2 separate regions of the Mus musculus genome follow, and region 2 is linked to region 1. Evidence: chromatin contacts called from ENCODE Hi-C or POLR2A ChIA-PET data. All regions are on one chromosome and are shown on one strand. Each heading gives the region's core, a stretch centred on a gene start or an enhancer-like site at or near the end of the contact. The rest is flanking DNA. Distances are from core to core; before and after follow the strand shown.

Evidence for each region. Hi-C counts contacts between places; a loop is a spot of excess contacts on that map. ChIA-PET counts read pairs that join two places held with the same protein, here RNA polymerase II (POLR2A).
Region 2: a map of regulatory T cell shows a loop between it and region 1 (1.9-fold over the local background). The contact joins the promoter of Fndc7 here to the promoter of Stxbp3 in region 1. A Hi-C loop is called at or near these places in 5 of 37 maps with a recorded cell type or tissue (T-helper 1 cell, left cerebral cortex, regulatory T cell and 1 more). POLR2A ChIA-PET finds 5 or more read pairs at or near these places in 3 of 5 experiments (Patski and embryonic stem cell).

What each region holds. Positions count from the first base shown.
Region 1 is chr3:108,837,863-108,842,689 of GRCm38, forward strand. Stxbp3 (syntaxin binding protein 3) reads right to left here and starts at 2,640. Exons shown (of 19, transcript NM_011504.1): 1 at 2,558-2,640. The coding sequence starts at 2,606.
Region 2 is chr3:108,888,083-108,892,909 of GRCm38, forward strand. Fndc7 (fibronectin type III domain containing 7) reads right to left here and starts at 1,926. Exons shown (of 13, transcript NM_177091.5): 1 at 1,562-1,926; 2 at 1,011-1,029. The coding sequence starts at 1,624.

The sequences.
Region 1 (4,827 bases), core at 1,390-3,889:
GTCAAACATTAACTCTTTCTATGCTAGGTGTACATCTTCGGTATAGATTTTATTTATTTGAGACAAGGCCTCCAAGTTCAGACTGGCTTTAAACTCACTATGAAGCTGAACTGATAGTTGTACCTCTACCTCCAAGTGCTGGGATTATGGGCACAAGCCACCAGGCTTGACCCTTAGGTCTAGATTTAATAGCTCTTGTCAGGTTTCATTTTAATAGCATTATCAAAATAAAAATGTCAAACTACAGAACTCTCTCACTCAAAAGTATATACTCTAAAGGTTTCCAGTATGTATGTTCTGTCACGCATCCATTACTACATCACCACAACTGTTTTGAGAACATTAACACTACTTTAAAAAGAAGCCTCATTCCCTGGGGCTGGGGGTGTTCACAGCTCAGCTGGCAGACTGTTCACCTAGCATGCAAAAGGCTCTGAGTACAACTGTATAAAACCAGATATGGTGGGATTTACCCAGGATTGTATCACTCAGGAGGTGAAGACAGAGAAATCGGAAGTTTAAGGTCATCCTTGGCTACAAAGTTGAGTGTGAGGCCACCTAAGGTACACAAGACCCTGTTTCAAACACGTAACAAAGCTCTGTGTGGTGGCACATTCCAGGACTCAGGAGGCAGAGGCAGGTGCTCTATGAGTTCAAGGCCAGCCCAGACTACATAGCTTAAAGACAACCCAGGATACACAGCAAGAAGGTGTCTCAAAAAACCCAAAAACCAAAGCAAAACAACAGTAACAAAAACCAAAAGAGAAACCCCATCCCTTTAATCCCATCTCTCCAGGCTGGGACACAGGAAGGAGTTCCTGTTTCTCTAGATTTGCTTGTCCTGGATGTTTTTCTCATGAATGGTGTCATACTATGCCCTTTGTGACTGGCTTTTTCTTTAGCGTGTTTCCAAGATGCAGTAGCATAAAATATATCAGCATTGTACTTACGTTTACTGAAAAAAAAAAAAAAGACATGTATTCCTTTGTATGTGCACTGTTACGCCATGCGTCAGTCTGTGGAAAGGTGACCTATTCTTATTTTTTCAGCTAAGCCATTTCTTCAGCCCCTTAATGTGTATATGTTTTGGGCTATTCTTGTCTTTTGGTTGTGTGTTTCGAGTTACAGGCGGTCCTAAGACTATTTTACAGCCTTACATCTTTTTCCTTTCATCCAGCCTGCCTATCTATATTCTACTCTCCATGTGGTGAGCCTGGTGTTACCCTAAGTTAACAAGAACAGGGAAAGCCTGTTATCTTCATGCTATTGATACTGGCGTTACTAGCATAACGGTATCTTTTTCTCATAAGCCCTGATATAAGGTGCCATTATAACTCAGAAGTAATTTCTTCAGCACAATTTGTCACCCACTTTCGTATGAGAGTCAATATAGACAATCTGCCTAAGTCAGTGCTTTCCTTACATCACGTGGGTCCCTGGGGATGCAATTCGTGTCCTTGGGCTTGACAGCAAGCACCTTTACCCACTCAGCCACCTTGCAGGCCCCCAGAAAGGATAAATTTGAAAATAATAAATATGAAAGGATAATTTTGTATTTCACAAAGTCTACTTATCTATTTAGTACCTTCTATATGGTAAACACCATGCCTGTACTGTTTTGGATTTTAATTTTATACAAGGAATTCTTGAAGGCAGAATTCTGTTGGCTAATTCCTATTCTGTTCCTTGTTCCCCAAGTCGGAGTAAGAAACACTAATAAGACGTTATTCCTTTTCTACTACTAGACTATAATTACTTAGAACCCAGAGATGCCAAACAAGGAAGGTCCTTCCGGTTTGCTGCTTTCATTGCTCTTCTAACCTGGCAGACCTAGGTTTGGTGTCATTTTAATAAAAGTCATTAAAGTTGGTCGAACCAACAAGAAGACCAATTGTAACACAAGGAGCAGACTATGCAGGGACCGGATACTAGATAAAACTTTAACAGTCCGCTGTTGCTTTCTCAAGAACTCTTTTTTTTTTTTTTTAAAGCAAGTCATATTCTCTTGGAACAGTGGCAGAAGGCGCTCTTGAAAAGCTACGCCTGCACTTTTTAAAGGACAAGACACTGAAAAGGATGGTAGTAAAAACCCTCGGTGCTAACATGAATATGGGACACCAAGCGGCTTCTGAAAACACGGGGACGAGGGCGGGACAGAGTAGTAACACAGAGCTCAGACTGTGTCGGATGGAGAGACGTCCGTGCCTGGTGTGGCGAGGGGGGTGCAATGGGAAGAGCTGTCCCGGGACAGCACAGGGACTTGGGAGGGAAAGTCGGCCCGAGTCAGGTCGCCCAAGGGTGGGGCTTTGCGGAAGAACCTCACCGGGGTGAGAGTTGGCCAAAGCCGCGGAGAAGGCCGCGTCTGGCCACCCCGCCCATCCCTGGTGCTGGCACGAAACCCGACTCTGGGCAAGCCGGAAGGAGTCAAGCCAGGGACTTGGTCCCAAAGCAACAAGTGCCCATGCAGCTCCCAGAGAGGCTGCAGAGCTGCAGCGGGAAAGAAGACCCCCGTACAGCCGACCCTTCCCGGCCTCATCCCTGACCCCTCCGCACTCACTCCGCCACACGACGCTCTTCAGTCCCCGCTCCGATACCGGCGGCGCCATCTTCCCCCAGCCGTGGAGCTACAGCCACCGCCTCCCACTCGCAACCTACTTTGGCCCTGAAAGCTGCGCTCGGGGGCGGGCCCTTCCCCTCGCGGTGGGGAGGCTCCGCCCCCTCCGCGGGCCGCGCCCTCAGGTGACGTCACGCGCATCAACTAGGGCGTGTCCCGCCTGTGCCTGGACTGCGGCTGCGTAGTGTGGTCAGACTTCTGTGCACTGTCTGGCGCCCCCTAGCGGAAGCCTACTATAACCCATATCTCAGTGTCCAATTTGGCATCAGAAAGCAAATATGTGAACTAACACAATTTATACAATTATGAATTTATACATACCGGGTCTTTTTTATTTTACATTTATCTGTGTGTATGTATGCATGTGTGCATACCAAGGCTCGCAGGTGAAGGTCAGAAGACCTCATCTTCCACAGTGTGGGTCTTGGGATGGAACCTAAGTTGTCAAGACACATCCTGCCATCCCCAATACGGAGACTTTATGCTTTACAAAATAATGTTTCATTCAGCAAAGCAATTCAAACTATACTGTTCAGAAGCCTGTTCAACCGCCATATGGGAAGTCTATCCCTCTCAACTTCATTTTAATAATTTTTGAAGATCATTGATTATTTAAGCTGTAAGGTAACCACCAGTGTTCCCAGAACTGTGATAGAGTTTCAGAAAAGTCTAAGAAATGAGAGACCCTCTTATTCCTATGAAGAATTTTACATTTTAAGTTATAGAGCACGATTCCTAGAATTGTTAATTCCACAAGGCAGGAGTAAGACCACTACCATAATTTTAGAGCTAAAATTGAAGCAAGCTTTATTATATCCAGGAGCACCAGAGACCTGGCCAATTAGGGGTTAGAGAGAGAAGTGCTGAGAGTCCCTTTTAAGGAGCAAAATAACAAGTAGTTGCAAAACAGTGTTACAGAAGCAAGACAACAGGGCAGTTGGGAAGTATAGGAAAATTTCAAAAGGACAAAAACCAAGTACTTAGTGATAAGGGAGGGTCAAAGTGTTCTCAAAAACAAGTCATGGTCACAGGGTGGTGCAGGGCAGGTTCCAAGAAACAGAAACTTAAAAACAGAAACTCAACTCTTACAATAAACGAAACTTTGTGTTTAACAATACAACAAAATGTCTCCTACCTTAAAAATGGAGTCAGGCAGGTTTCTCATTCTCCCCTTGACCTTTGTGTCCTTCTCAAATCCTTGATAGGGGACTGTCTTTAATAATGTTGTCAAGTGGCAATGATTCTAGCCTTGTTTGGTGGATGCAGGGCCCAATTATGGTAGCCAGTAGAAACATTAGCAGGCCAAAGAAGGGGAGAGCCATCTTAGCCATGTTGTCGGTCAACATTTGTTTGAAAGATTTTGTTTATTTATTTCTCCATCAATACTTGTCAATAGTATGAGAAGAATCAGAGATACTAAAACAGCACATTTCGGTAAATTGCTGACAACCAAGATTACATTTAAGTAACAGGTAAGAGGGATCTTTTCTGACACAGAGTTTCCTTGTTGACTATCTATCTGGTGGTAGATGGAGCCAGAGGTTATACCCCAAACTATTAGTTACACACAGGGTTCCTTTGGGTATGCTAAGTTCAATCGAGGTGATTGATGAGTCTTCCTTTCTGCTTCTTATTTTAGCACACCTGTGATTTCCACTATTAGACCCCTTTAGAGAATATTTGATTATGCTAAAGTCTGTATTATTACTTTGGGATTGGTCAGTTAGAATAGGTCATCTCTAGAATCCTCCATCCATGGTGGATAAAAGCAATCGTTTTCATAACAAGACAGTATCAGGGTGTTCCCTATAATAGGATTGCCTTTATTTCCCCCTTCAAGATGCGTTTAGATTCTGTTTGCAAAGCTTGAAAATAAGACGGCAAAACCGTTAGCCATAGGACAATCATGGTATAGATTCCAACAGCAAGATCACAACATTTAAAGTTATGTTAGATGGTCAAACCTTAGAAAGTTTGATTTCTTTTTAAAGATTTACTTATTTCATTTATATGAGTACTCTATAGCTGTCTTCAGACACACTAGAAGAGGACATCAAATCCCATTACAGATGGTTGTGAGCCACCATGTGGTTGCTGGGAATTGAACTCAGGACCTTTGGAAGAGCAGTCAGTGCTCTTAACCACTGAACCATCTCTCCAGTCCAAATGTTTGATTTTTTTTTTTGTTTTGTTTTTCGAGACAGGGTTTCTCT
Region 2 (4,827 bases), core at 676-3,175, 50 kb after region 1:
AACAAAACAAAACAAAACAGGACAAAATCCCAAAACTAAAAAGCAAAGCCAACTATGTATGGATTTTATGAAAAATTAAAATGCAACCACATATTTAATTTAAATGTTTATAACTCTAATTTCTTTTTTATGGTGTTGGCAAAAATAATAAAAGTTATTCCAAATATAATAATAAAAGTGGGTTGAATCACTATGAGAGTTTATCTCGAAGACAGTTGATTTTGCAGATAATCTAAAACCTATTCAACATAAATTCCTGTCTTGGAGACTTAGATTTCCAGATGTATGAGGTAGGAAAAGTTTCTAGAAAAATTATTGTGGCCTCCAGTCCAATTATTCAAGAAAAAAAAAAGAGGTGTTTGAAATTTCTTTAAAATAAGGAAATGTCTTTTCAATTCTGAATCCTTATATTACTGTGTAGATCTCAGTACATACATTTTTTGATTTTGGGGGGCAGATTTTCCTGCAGCCCAGGTTTGCCCCCGAATCTCTATGCATCCATCTTGAACATCTGACCCTCTTGCATCCAAGTGCTGGGATTACAGGTGTGCACCCCCACACCTGGAACAAAGGTTCTGTTCTTGGTAGAGGACCTTCTTGAAAGTGTAATTAAATAAGACATTTCTAGTTTTTTTTTTCTTATTAGAAAACATTAGGTCCCAAAAGATGAGTAGGAAAGTTGGATAAGCAAGATTCTCGAAGTGAGATTTTATTTGTTTGGCTGGAATGATGGTCGTGTGTTAGTTTGTCCACAGCTATCTGGCTGAAACCGTGGCACTGTATAATAATGCTCGTGATACCTCCTAAGGACTTGCATTTAAAATATGACCCAGTTGGTTTGTTCTACCAAGTATGGTCTCCCCGGCACCGTTTACAGCATCCAGCATGCGCGCTCAGAGACTATTCATACCTGTCCTCTAAGATGGTCTATATACCAGACAGCCCATGAGTCAACGGCACAAGAAGGGAATCAAAAAGAAGAAAAAAAAATGCATCTCATCAATTATTACCTGTTTTAGATGAAATAACCTGTAAAGGAAAATATAGATAGATAAGAATAAGGAAAACCAGCATTTGGGGAAATGAAACAAACTCATCAACCAGAACACGGTATTCACAACCTTCCTGTGCACCGTGCGAGCCATTTCCCCATGCACATCCGTGCTTTTCTGTCCTACTCATTTCCCAAATGAGTCTCAAATCTATCATAAAGCAGTGCTGGAAAGAACTTAGAGGTGGGGGCAGATCACGTTACTACTCCATCCCCCCCTCGCGCCCCCCCCCCCCCTGCCACCGAATCTCTGTATTGAACTAAGTCAGAGGCTGTTGACAGAGCCCCTGCCCCCAGGAGTCTTTGGTCTTCAAACACAATGATAATTTTGTCTCCTTTCTGTAGACTATCACTTACATTTCAAACACACAAATGTGCCACCTTAGTATGATTTAAGGGAATTTCTAGGTATAGCTCCCTGCTCCTCAGCCCTTCATAAAGAAAACAAGGTAACATATGGGTATGTTTTCTCCCCAAAATAGTTGCGGGTAATTGAAAAGATAGACTCACCATTTTCAGACAGAGGAGAGTGAATCTAATCAAAGAAAAACACTTCTCAGGTCTTCCAGCCATCTTGTTAGCCGCAGCCTTCGTACAGCACAAAAACACAGCGGTGAACTGAGTCCTTTTTGGCTCCCAGAAGCTCAGCACTGAAAGCTGTAGAGTGAAGTGGCCGCAAAGCTGGAAACAAACTCTGGAAGTTGCCTCTCCTTTGGAGAGCACCAGCGCTCACCTGTAACTAGGGGCACTGGGGACTGGCAGGGACAGGTACTGCAAAGACTGAAAAGAAAAAAAAAAAAAAAGAATCTAGGAGAGTCATGCCAAGCAGGCCAGAGAAGCTCCTGTGACCTTGGTTTCAAGGAAGTATGTACAATGCTCTCCCTTTTAATAAATTCTACTCCAGGTATAGTCATGTAGCACTTTAATCCCAGCACTTGGGAGGCACAGGTAGGCAGGTCTCTTACTTCAAGGCTGACCTGGTCAACATTGTGAGTTCCAGAACAGTCAGAACCCTGCCTCAACCAAAGAAACAAACAAGAAAATAAAACAAAAACAAAAAACAAAGTTTACAAAACCAAAGAGAAAATTATTGATATGGTAGAGTGGTTTTAAACTCAGGAATTCCCGTGAGTCTTATTTTTTGTTTTGCATCTTTAGTTGATTGCATATTAGTTAGACTTTGTGTGTATTAGCTGGTCTTTTGCCATTGTAGCCAAAAGACCTGGCAGAAATAATTCAAGAGAGAGAGGTTAATTTTGGCTCATGGTCTTAGAGGAAGTCATTTTAGCTCTATTTGTTCCCTGAAGAACATTGTGTTATCCTCAATGACTTGGTGAATTTGAGGCCAGCCTGAACTATATGAGACACTGTACTAACAAACAAACAAACAAACAAACAAAAAGGACTTGGGGTTGGAGAGATGGTTCAGTAGTTAAGAGTGCTGGCTGCTCTTGCAAAGGACCCAGGTTCAATTCCCAGCAGCACATGGCACTCAAAACCATCCATAACTCCAGTTTCAGGGTATTTTATGCCCTCTTTTGACCTCTGTAGGCACCAGGCACACACATTTTGTACAGATGCACATGCAGGCAAAACACCCATGTATATAATATAAAATAAAAATAAAAACCCAAAGACTTAAAAATGCATAAATAAAGGAACTCAAGGTAGATATAGGAGCATACTTTTAAATCTTAGCTACTCAGAAGACAGAAAGGTCCGTTGAGACCATGAGTTTAAGACCAGCCTGGGAAACATAGTAGGACTGATGAAGTTCCCCTCAAATTATTAGTCAACTAATAATAATAGAATCAAAACCGAAAAAAAAATCAGAAAGGAGGAAATGTGCAGATGCCCCACCACCTCCAGTAGGATCTGTGTGACAAGTTCCACAGACTGAGGCGATTGACCTCAAAAGGCGGAGGCCTCCTGGAACCGGTTGTGGAACTCTGCCGGAGAAAAATTATTGAGCCGTAGTCCTCATGGCAATCTATCTGTTTTGTTCTCTCTTATTCCTTTTCTTTCTTCTTCTTCTTCTTCTTTTTTTTTTTTTTTTTTTTTCTTTTTTGGTTTTCTCGAGACCTCTGTATTGCCCTGGCTGTCCTGGAACTCACTTTGTAGACCAGGCTGGCCTCGGACCCAGAAATCCGCCTGCCTCTGCCTCCCAAGTGCTGGGATTAAAGGTGTGCGCCACCACCACCTGGCTTCTTATTCCTTTTCTTATATAGCCTAGGCCAAGATCTTAAGCGAGAATAATGGGTAAGAAACCATCCCTAGAGATGGGGGTCACTAATATGACCTTATCCCCAGGGAAACCAACGCTTTACTTTCTAAATCATTTACAAAACTATTATGATAGATAAAAACTTTCCCAGCAATAAAATTTCATATGGCTGCATGTGTGTCATTGGTGGTGGATTTTGTTATATGGTAAAGAAATTCTAATTCTTAATTAGAAAGAATTAAAATAGTTTAAATTTATACATTGAAGATTTGTAAAAAAAAAAAAAAAAAAAAAAAAAAAAAAACCAGGCACTAAATGTTAATAATAATTGACCACGGGGCTGGAGAGTTAGTTCAGCGGTTAAGAGCACCGACCATTAAAGATTTATTAACCTGCTCCTGGAAATATGCCACTATCCTTGGATGACAGCCCCCACTGAATACATCCTTTTAGAATTGTTACATTTTGATGATTTATAATGATGTTACCTGTTCTGCTTGTGATTCACTGAATACATAGTTTCAGAGTTGTAAGGCTTGGATGATTTTTGTGCTTTACTCTGCCAAATGATTTTTGTTTGTGTTTGTGATTGTTTCACTGGATATAGTTACTAAGAGATGTAATGTTTGGTTTTTTTTATGTATAAAATCCCCTGCTTGAGAGCTGCAGAATACACTCAAATTCAAACTGCTACTGTGTTTGTTTCTGTTTGTCACTGCTGGATCCTTACCCACCTAGCTTCGAGGACCCTCATTCCAGGGACCCCCATACCCAACTGGGGTGGTCCTTGGCATGTAGAGAAAAATATTTATGATTACTAATTAGCCAAAGATTTTCTTTTTTAAAAAGTGTGTGTGTGTGTGTGTGTGTGTGTGGTATGATGTGTGGTGTGTGTGTGTGGTATGATGTGTGGTGTGTGTGTGTGTGTGTGGTGTGTAATGTGGTGTGTGTGTGTGTGGTATGATGTGTGGTGTGTGATGTGGTGTGTGTGTGTGGTGTGTGATGTGGTGTGTGTGGTGTGGTGTGGTGTAGTGTAGTGTGTGTGTGGTGTGGTATACATGTGTGTGTGTTTCTGGTGGCATGCATGTGCCATAGTGTTTAGGTGGAGGTCAGATGACAACATTTTTCCAGTCAGTTCTCTCTTTTCACCTTTATTGAGTTTTGGGGAGCAAACGCAGGCCATCAAGCTTGAAGGGAAGTACCTTTACCTGCTGAGCCAGGCAATAAATTTTCTAGATGCAACAACATTGAAAACATGATTCATTTGAAAAATAAAATCAGCAAATGGGGCTTTATAACAATCAGAAACTTTTGTGCTATTTAGTGAATAAAAATACAAGTTATACTTGGGGAAACATTGTAGATCACATATTTAAAAAGAGTTTGTGTGAGTGTCTGTGCCTGTGTGTGTGTGTGTGTGTGTGCGTGCACATATGTACAGGTGTGAGAATTAGTCTCAAAAACCCAATAAGAAAACATCTGAGGGCTGGTGAGATGGCTCTGCAGTTAAGGGGTCTTGCCACTAAGTCTGAGAGCCTGAGTCTGATCCCTA